Regions from separate parts of the Homo sapiens genome. Here region 2 is linked to region 1. Evidence: chromatin loops called from intact Hi-C (ENCODE). Cell type or tissue: mammary epithelial cell. All regions are shown on one strand. Each heading gives the region's core, and the rest is flanking DNA. Links, peaks and the distances in the headings are about the cores only.

The links. Peaks named below come from ENCODE experiments on the same cell type or tissue, not always from the same donor. Only the 100,000 strongest peaks of a DNase experiment are listed, where the experiment ranks them.
Region 2: a loop joins it to region 1, with 4 times the contacts of the local background. A loop is called at or near these places in 9 of 110 quality-filtered maps.

Annotation. Positions count from the first base shown.
Region 1 is chr2:168,696,365-168,698,864 of GRCh38, forward strand. The region is part of intron 6 of CERS6 (ceramide synthase 6); the gene reads left to right. Among named protein-coding and RNA genes, the nearest start is that of CERS6-AS1, 89 kb to the right of the region's middle. In mammary epithelial cell, for the core only: a CTCF peak has its summit at 1,445; a DNase peak (open chromatin) is centred at 1,537; H3K27ac peaks cover 349 bases.
Region 2 is chr2:168,914,943-168,922,453 of GRCh38, forward strand. ABCB11 (ATP binding cassette subfamily B member 11) reads right to left here. Exons shown (of 28, transcript NM_003742.4): 28 at 5,839-7,511. Among named protein-coding and RNA genes, the nearest start is that of G6PC2, 17 kb to the left of the region's middle. In mammary epithelial cell, for the core only: a CTCF peak has its summit at 5,837 (motif pointing left); no DNase peak of the experiment used is centred there.

The sequences.
Region 1 (2,500 bases), core at 1-2,500:
AAACTTACAGTTCCCTCTCCTTTTGCCCACTCTATTATGTAGTCTCTTAAACAGTCTTTCTATCTAAGTAGTCATTCTTGTTTATCTGCTGCCTAAGAATTATGTTTCTAAAACCTTCAAGACAAAGTTCAAATACGTGGAGGATAAAATGCAATGTCTTAATCCAATTGAGCTAATACAAAAAAATGCCAGATTGACTGAGTGGCTTATAAAATCTATTTCTCACGGTTCTAGAAGGTGAGGTGCCCCAGATCAAGGCACCAGCAGATTCAGTGTCTGGCAACAGCCCACTTTCTCATAGATGACAACCTTCTCACTGTGTCCTCACATGGTGGAAGGGGCAAGACAGCTCTATGAGGCCTCCTTGTGAAAAGGCATGAGTCCCATTCACAAGGGCTTCTGCCAAAAGGCCCCATGTCCTAATACTATCACTTTGGGGGTTAGAGTTTCAATATATATATTTGAGAAGGACACAAGCATTTAGTCCCCAGCAAGCAAGATATGTTCGCCTTTGCACCCCCATGACTATCAGTGTAGCTGCTCATCGTGGGAATCAGTAAGTTGAGGGTAAATGAATAAGCAAAATCAGTTCCTTTACATTATGATGGAGCACAGTACTGTAATGTATCATTTCTTGGTTAAATCAGTAATCTGCTAAGTTGCAAACTGGTATCCAAGTGGCAGCTGAAAAGCGTTTAGGAGTCTGTGGGCCTACTACTACCCAAGTCCCCTGTCCCCACATATGCTCCTTCCACCATCCTACAGCAGTGGCTTACTTGGCTGGCAAAAAGCTATCTTTTCTGACTTGTATGGCTACAGGGCCCTTAATATGGTATATATCAGCTGATTCTCAGAAGTAGGTGGTCCCTGTCAAAGCGAGCTTGGGCATAACAGATGACTCTTTGACACCCGTAATTTGTGGTTCCCTTACTCATTGCACCCAACACTCCGAGTTGGTTTCTGAAATCATTTACGGACTCTTTAGTGATGGTATGTCAAGGGAATCTCTTCTGTCCTACATGAGGGAGCCTTCTTTGGTCATGTAGTGTCAATACATGTAGACTGATTATTTTCTGTGTGCCAGGTACTGTGCGAGGCTCATGTTGCATTTATTTTCTTTTTTGAGGAGACCTTTTGTCCAGGTAGTCACGTAAAACTCTTATATAACAGAGAGCTAGAACATTCTTCCTTTTTTTTTTTTTTTAACTTGGGAGAATTGATGCACAGAGTGAGTTTATGTAAGTTTCTCAAGGCCATGCAATATAGGAATGAATTAGAGGCTAGGCTTACCAAGCAGAGCCCTGTGATTCACTCTTAGATTAGACACATACATAATCCTTGCCTTGCCATGCTCCTGACATTACAGGTAGTTAGCCTTTAACAGCTCTTTGCCATTTTATCAGTCCTTCTCTTGCTTAGTGAGAACTAGAGGTGCCATCCAGAGTCAAAAGCAGGAATAGCTGTCCTTGGCTTCCAGAAGCCTAGTCCTAGTAAGACATTGCTATACCAAAAGTTACCAAGTCCCTGCACTAGCTTGAGCTTTCTCATCACATGTGGAATGTGGCTTTGCAGTGAGCCAGCAGGGCTCAAAATATCTTTATTGCTGTATTAGTTTGTTTTCGCACTGCTGTAAAGAAGTACCTGTGGCCAGGCATGGTGACTCATGGCTGTAATCCCAGCACATTAGGAGGCCGAGGTGGGTGGGTGGATCACTTGAGCTCACAAGTTCAAGACCAGCCTGAGCAACATGACGAAACCCTGTCTGTATAAAATATACAAAATTTAGCCAGATATGGTGTTGTGCACCAAGTGAGCCAAGATGGCACCGCCGCACTCCAGCCGGGGTGATAGAGCCAGACCTTGTCTCACAGGAAAAAAAAAAAAAAAAAAGAAAAAAAAAAAAAAAAAAAAGAAACACCTGAGACTGGGTAATTTATAAAGAAAAGAGGTTTGAGGTTTAATTGGCTCACGGTTCCATAGGCTGTGCAGGAAGCATGATACTGGGATCTGCTTGGCTTCTGGGGAGGCCACAGGAAACTTATAATCATAGCAGAAGGTGAAGGAGAAGCAAGGCATGTCTTACATGGTGGAGCAGAAGCAAAAGAGAGGGAAAGGTGCCACACACTTTTGAACAACTAGATCTCAAGAGAACTCACAATCCCGATGACAGCACCAATGGGGGATGGTGTTAAACGATGAGAAACCGCACCCAGGATCCAATCACCTCCCACCAGGCCCCTTCATATTTGGGGATTACATTGCAACATGAGATTTGGGAGGGGACACAGATCCAAACCATATCAATTGCTTTAAGCCAAATGACTGTTATCTCAATAATTTTCGTAGGTGAATTATTTTGGGGGATTGAAGTGTATCATTTTGTATTACTTTAACATATATAACATCAGTGGAAAACACCTGTAAAAGGGATAATTTTATAGTAAAGTTTGTGGAATTGATCCTAGGCCTGTATATATTGTCAGTGTTTAGAAATCGATTG
Region 2 (7,511 bases), core at 4,689-7,188, 220 kb after region 1:
GCCTGTGGACTTGAAGAATTGGTTTGTGACTATTTCCAGCTATAAATTAACTGGGAACTTTACTCCCCATTTCTTCTAACCCATCCTTTTTCAAATTCATCCTTTCTTGAACCACTTTTTCTTCCCACCTCTGGCATATCCTGTCAAAGGGATCTAGATTGTTCCCAGTCTAACATCAATTTTATCACGTGAAAGGATGAGAAAGCATATTCAAAAAACACTAAGTGCCTAAAGTAAAAGCTTCCTTCATTTAAAGCAGGGCATGTGCAATGTTCCAGGAAAGAAAGAGCTGCCAGGACACCCATCCAGTGATATCGTCTTTCCATGGCAGTGATACTAGGTAAAAAAGACCGATTCCTCCTTTCACTGAATATTTTTGGAATATCTCTAGATATAATGATCATATTTGAAGATCATTTAAGAATGCATTAATACTTCAATATTGTGTTATTTTCTTTATACTTACATTTCAGGATTTTTATTAATAAAGATCTATTGAGTAAGATTGTATTAATTTTTAGTTAACAGCAACAACAACAACAACAAACACAATTACAAAAAAACTACTTCAGTGGCTTAAACAAGTGAGAGGTGTCTTTTTCTTCTGTAACAAGATGGGTGAAGGCAGGCAACCCAGGCTGAAGTAGCTGCACAAAGGATGTTCAGGAATCAGGCTGAATATCTTCCTGCTCTGCCATCTGTGGTGTGTGGCTTTTGTCCAAGTGATCACAGCATGGCTGCTGTGCATTCAGGAAAGAAGAAAGGGGGAAGAGACTCAGGTTTTCTTTTACCCAGGCTTTATTCAGAAAGGGACAGCCTGCATAGGGCCTTGTGCCTATATTTCATTGACAAGACAATGTCACCTGGCCTTCATCTAGCTGCAAGGGAGTCTAGGAAGGTAAATATTTTGCTTTCCAGCCTCTGTAATAGAGGAAAGCAAAAGAAAAGCGTGTCGGATTGGGTGTCAAGAGAGACAACACCTGCCATAGTGACTTATCACCTACATAACAATGAATGCAACACTCAGCTGCATCTCTCCCTGCAGCCTGCCAAACTATTTTGCAGTAACATGCTAAAACCATGAAGGCAAAATGCTTTATGAACATTATCAGGAAGTATATTTCAATGATTAAATTTTCACCTTCCAAGAAATGTTATTGAAACTCTGCTCATTTCTTACTTTGATTCTATACTTGAGATATGAAAAAGAAACCAAATACCACAAAGGTTTTATCTTTTTTGGTAATCTTGTATAATAATCATAGGCACTTGTTCTCTGTCACCCTTAGCGAACATTTCCATTTCTATCTCCAGCTCTTCTGCTATCTCCAGCTCTCCTGTTCTCACATTTATTTTGTATTTGAGAGCAGGAGCTGTACCTGAATTACAGGAAGGAGGAAATTGCCAATTCACCAGCTGGCTCTGTATTTTTTCTTTTTACATAACACATTCTGTCCTAACTCCAATTTATTGGGTTGAGTAGTTGCATTCGGATAGCCACATGCCAATCACGAGTACCCTGATTACTCATTATGAGCCTCAGGATACCATACAACTCGCTAATGAGCACATTATAATGCTGGCCAGTGCTAATTAGATGATAATCATGTGCATTGCTTTATTTACAGTCTGCTATTTAAATTAATTGGGCATTTAATTGAACCCAGTGTGAAAGAAATTGGAAATGGGTTTAGAGGTTCACTGAGTTACTTTCACCTGCCGTCTCACATGCAGGTGAGATCATTTACTTGATCTGTAAATTTAGAGCAAATCCAAGTGGACACAGTGCTCATTTTATGATGGTACACATGTATATGTAAATTTCTCTCCAAGTGTGTTTGAAAACAACCAAATTCTTAATTTTGTATTTCCTCTAACATCCTTTTGTGCCTTGATTATGGAGAGATTTTGCATGCATAAGAAATATTTAATAAATCAAACCCTTAGTTGGAAATATGAGGTGGGATCCTAAACCAACATGATGAAACTGTTCTGATATTTTCTTACGATAAGAAACTGATATTTAATTATTGAATAAATATATGGCAAACTATACCTAATTATGATCCTATGTATTTTACACTTTCAGAATATAGTATTAAAATATTCCAGGACCTACATTTTAAAATGAGTGTATAATTGCCAAAAATTATAGGCACGGGGGCAGCACCAAATTCAAAGAATCTTTTCATTGAAATAATTTCCTAAGGGCACATGTAGAGTACATTTAGAGTAACTATATAAAAAAGAGTTTTTGGACAAAAAAACTAGAGGCCAATTTTTCTACCTTTTTTTTTCTCAAACAGTAGCATTTCTAATATATGGGCATCTCTTTCATGCAATTTTGAAATGGACCAAAATTAACTGAGAGCCTGTTTTCAAAATAAGTTGGAAGATGTGCTGCTTCAACTTTTCCTAAGAATTGTTCACAGAAAAAAATCATAAATGGTTCTTACAGATCAACTGGAAGAAAACTTGTTTTGGGAAGAGGTCCTCAGGAAGCTTAGCTAATATGACCATTTTTAATATCATACTGTATTTTGTTACACTAAACAATCTTAGTTATTTCACTTTTGTCAACTCACACTGGTGAATCAAATAAAATGTATGATGTAAAGCATTTTAACCACTTCTGATACAGGCCAGTGTAGCTCTATGACTTCTGACATCAAAATGATTTGTTTGATTCCCCAAAGGTCTTTCTTGCATCCAAACTGACATCCTGCAAAACTGAAGTTTTGCAAAGTTTCTGAGTACAGTGTAAGGACACATTCCAATGGAGAAGCTGGGCTCATGTTTTTATAAGACTAGAATTGTAGAGACAACTGAGATTCAGACTAGAGAATTCATGAACCTGATATTCTAATTCTGTGTTGTCCAACATAGTAGCCACTAGTGGCTCTTGAGAACAGACGTTGACATAAGGCTGATTTGAGCTAACATGTGCTGTAAATGTAAATGCACCTCAGATTCTGAATATTTAGTAGATAATGTAAAAATCTCAGGATATTTTTGATTACATGTTGTGATGGCAATATTTTGGATATGTTGGGTTGAATAAAATATACAATTAGCATAAATTTCACCTGTTTTTTTTCCACTTTTTTATGTGACTAGAAAATTTAAAATTACCTATGTGGCTCACATTAGTGGCCCATATTATATTTCTGTTGAAAGGCACTGCTCTGACCCACGGAAAGAATGGGCGTTTTCCACTTTTATTCCTTACGTGGGGGCTGACAAGTTATAAACTACCTGTGTGACTTTGAGAAGACTATTCAACAAGATGTATTGAGGTAGAACTTTATGCCAAGTACCGAGTAAAGCACTGGGGACATTAAGATGAACTAGGCAGTCTCTGCCCTCAAAGACCATCAATAGACATTTTAGTATATGCAGGGAGTTCTGGTCACACAGAGGACAAATGGCTGGAAATAAAAGTTACCAAAATTTGGCAGAAATTCTTCCAGATATCTTTTTATGCATACAAGTATGTACAAGCACACACCAAACACAGATACACACATAACAGATGCATGCATGTATGAGTGTGTGTGCATAGATGATTAGACAGATAGATAGCATCATACCATCTTTGATGATCAGAAATGGTTTTTTTCTGCACAATATAACATGGGCATTGCTCCACAAAAAACAATAAATGTAAGTCAACATCATTATTTTGGCTTCATGAAAAACATCATTGCATATATGTACCGAAACTTATTTGACCTTTACCCCATCGTCTTATTTATAGATTTGAGATTTTTTCCAAATGATTGTGAACAATGCAGGAAGAGAAAAGTGTGCTCACTTTTTGTGATTAGAAGTTTAAAATATATTCTGATAAATGGGATCTCTGGTGAATCTATTTCTGGACTCCCTTCTGTTCTGGTGATGTATCTTTCAAATCTATAATAGTTTCAGTATCTATTGTTTTAATTTTTGTAACTGTACTGCATTTCTATCCCCTTTTCATCTTAAACTTTATTTTTTTCAATGAAAGATATATATGTACATAAATCTTTTAGCAGTTTCTTTCAGTATTCACCTTCATCTTTTACAATAAGATGTTTTTATTGTAAAACATCTTATTTGTTTAAATGTTTAACTGTTTAGTTTCCATTATGAAATATGAGGACCACAAGGATCCAGTTCTTTTTTTACCCATGTCCTATCCCATCCCAACCTACCCCACATATTTTCTTGTTCCTTTCATAATCTATCTATAATTCTGCTTTAGATCAGTATTAAGCTTTTACATTGATGTGACTTTGTAAATAACATTCTCAGATGAGTCATAAGGTAAAATAAAAATATATTTTCTTTTTGTGTAACTTTTCTTTCCACCTAGAGCTAATAGCTAAAAATCTCCAATCTCACTCTCTTTGTCTTCTATTACGCATTGCTAACTTACCCTCAAACTCTAGCAGGGGGTTCTGTCTTCTCTCAGCATTCAAACCCACCAGGCATTCTAGCAGCACCATGTTTTTCTGGGGGACATTCCTCTCAGAACCCATTTCCCTGCCTCAATCTAGCTGACTACTTCCTCTGGGTACAGCACACCTGTAATCCTGGGATCTCCTTCCTAATCATCCTGGAGATTCCCAGCACCTCATTCTTGAGTTAGGTCATCTGTTCTTACATCCCATATCTTCCTATTTTTTTTATCTGTGACCTTATTTTTTAAAAAAAAAGCCCCCTTTTGTGGCTTTCTGAGAAAAGATGGGGAGTAGAGGTGTTGAGACCTGCATGACTGAGAATGTCTTTAGACCTCTCTCATTCTTGAGAATAGCTTTGCTACATATAGAATGATTCCCCTTAGAATTTTGAAGGCAAATCTTTATGAATTTTAGTTTCATTGTCAAGAGGTCCTATGTCATTATAGTTCTTTTGTGTGTGTGTGTGTTTTGTTTTGTTTTTTGGTTTTTTGGTTTTGTTTTTTTTTGAGACAAGGTCTTGCTCTGTTGCCCAGGCTGGAGGGCAGTGGCGCGATGTTGGGTCACTGCAGCCTCAACCACCTGAACTCAAGCAATCACCCCACTTCAGCTTCCCGAGTGGCTCATGCCACCATGCCTGGCTAATTTTTGCTTTTCTTTTTTTGTTAGAAATGGGGTTTCGCCAGGTTGCCCAGGCTGGTCTTGTACTCCTGGGCTCAAGCAATCCTCTTGCCTCGGCCTCCTAAAGTGCTGGGATTACAGGCATGAGCCACTGTGCCCAGTCACATGATTATAATTCTTTATCGATTATATGTCACACATTCCTCCTTCTCTCCTGGAAAATATTCTCCTTTTCCCTCATTTTCTAAAATTTCATACTGTGCCCAAATAGGATTTTTATTTATTATATTCAGTATTGGGTGAACTCTTTCAGCTTGGAAATTCATATTCTTCAATTGTAGGAAATGATCTTAGACTATTTTTTAAAATAGTCTAAATTTATTTTTTTAAATAAACTCTCTTGAACTAGACTATTGACTAATTATTGCACCACCTGAATTGTTACCCTCAATTTTTTCTTTTCTTATTTTTTCCTACTTTTCATCTCTATCTTTTTGTTTTACTTTCAGAGAAATTTCCCCAACTTTATCTTCCAATCCTTCTATTTTTTTTTTTTCCTGTTAACTTTTATTAACTGGGGTTATAAGGAGAGTCTGGTCACAACACACATTATGAAAACATTAGGAAATTACAGAAGGACTTGCAATAAGTTTAAACAGAACAAATTAAGCCAACCCCTTGGTCATCTGAGAAACAATAAGGTAAAATTGCAGAGACCAAATCTTTGTCAGCGATAAAGGATACAGAATAAAAACGTAGACATCATCGCCCCCTGGTGTTGTAAAATAAACATGCAATGTTATTTATTTATTCATTTTTGAAGTTGTAATCTTCTCCTTTGTCACTGAGCCTCAATTATTTCCCCAATTTCAAGCCCTCTTTAGACAATCTTTTCCCTGTCATCAATAACTTTCAAGTATCTTATTTGAAAATATAATTTGTACTAATTCCTCTTTCAGACTCCATAAATTCCTTTCCAGGAAACTGGCCACCTCCCAGCACAAGAGCCTATGCTCTTGCTCTTTGAAATGCAAACCAAAACAAGAGCTTTAGTCTTTCATCAAAATTAGAGGATTAGCATGCATTTATTGCAAACCTTAATTTCCTCTAAAAGGCATCTTTACTCTGCAACTTACTCGTCATTGCCATTTTTCATAACCAGAATGCATTCCTTCACCGTCTGCCTCCTGACTTGGCAACCATCAAGAATTCTGGCCTGACCAGTTAACTTGCTAAACCATCTTTGCTGTTATATACCAGGAAACACTGGAAAAGAGACATAAATAATATACCTCCATATCCTAGTGTCCTGGCTTAATTTATAGGCAGAATTTCGTTTGTTGGCTAAGGGAAGAAAAACCATCTACGTAGAGTGAGCTTGGGAGGAAGCTGGAGTAGGGAGAAAACATGATGGCAGGATAGGTTGGTGGGAACCGTGGGTGCAGTCCTGCTCCCAAGGTTTTCATTTCTGTGACAAGAGCTCTTTTTTGTATGTTCACTTTTATTGATTCCTGTTTTTATTTAAATAGATGGAAATATGTTCTCTTGACCCATTGAACACATTTATTACCATTTTTTGAGTGTTTTTCTAATCACTGCATTGGCTCTGTTACTTCTAATTTCCTTTCTCCAGCTGCCCTATTGTTGCTTTTGCTTTATATGTTAAAATACTTCCTCAGTGTCTGGTGGTCCTTGGAAGTCAATTCCCATGCAAGGAGGAGACACCAAAAAGCCTGGGGAAGCTCTGATCGAGTGGGTGCTTGTTGGTTGACAGGTGGGCTTCATAGAAGGGTAATACGGCTGGAAAATTTTCTTAGGATTCCAAGGACGGAGTCCTTGACCTCTTTTCTTTTTCTTTTTCTTTTTTTTTTTTTTTCGCTCTGTCGCCCAGGCTGGAGTGCAGTGGCGCGATCTCGGCTCACTGCAAGCTCCACCTCCCGGGTTCACGCCATTCTCCTGCCTCAGCCTCCTGAGTAGCTGGGACTACAGGCGCCCGCCACCACGCCCGGCTAATTTTTTTGTATTTTTAGTAGAGACGGGGTTTCACCATGTTAGCCAGGATGGTCTCAATCTCTCGACCTCATGATCCGCCCGCCTTGGCCTCCCAAAGTGCTGGGATTACAGGAGTGAGCCACAGCGCCTGGCCCGACCTCTTTTCTAAGATTGGCCAATTTCCCCAGAAAATCATTCTTCAATCTCCTGCCAGAAGAGAGGGGCTGGGAGTTCTTCTGTTCATACACAGCTTTACATTCAATCCCCCTGTCTCTTGTATGTTAGCTGCCCCTTCAACTTCATCTTGTGTCTCTAAGTGCAAACCTCCCTGTGAGCCTCCTCAGAGAGGGAGTATGCAGTTTCTCGCTGGAACTGGGGAAAGGCAGCCATCCTGCTGCAGGCGGGGCTCTGCAATTCTGTTTCCATACAGGCTTTTGGTCCATTCTTCTGTCTTCAGTC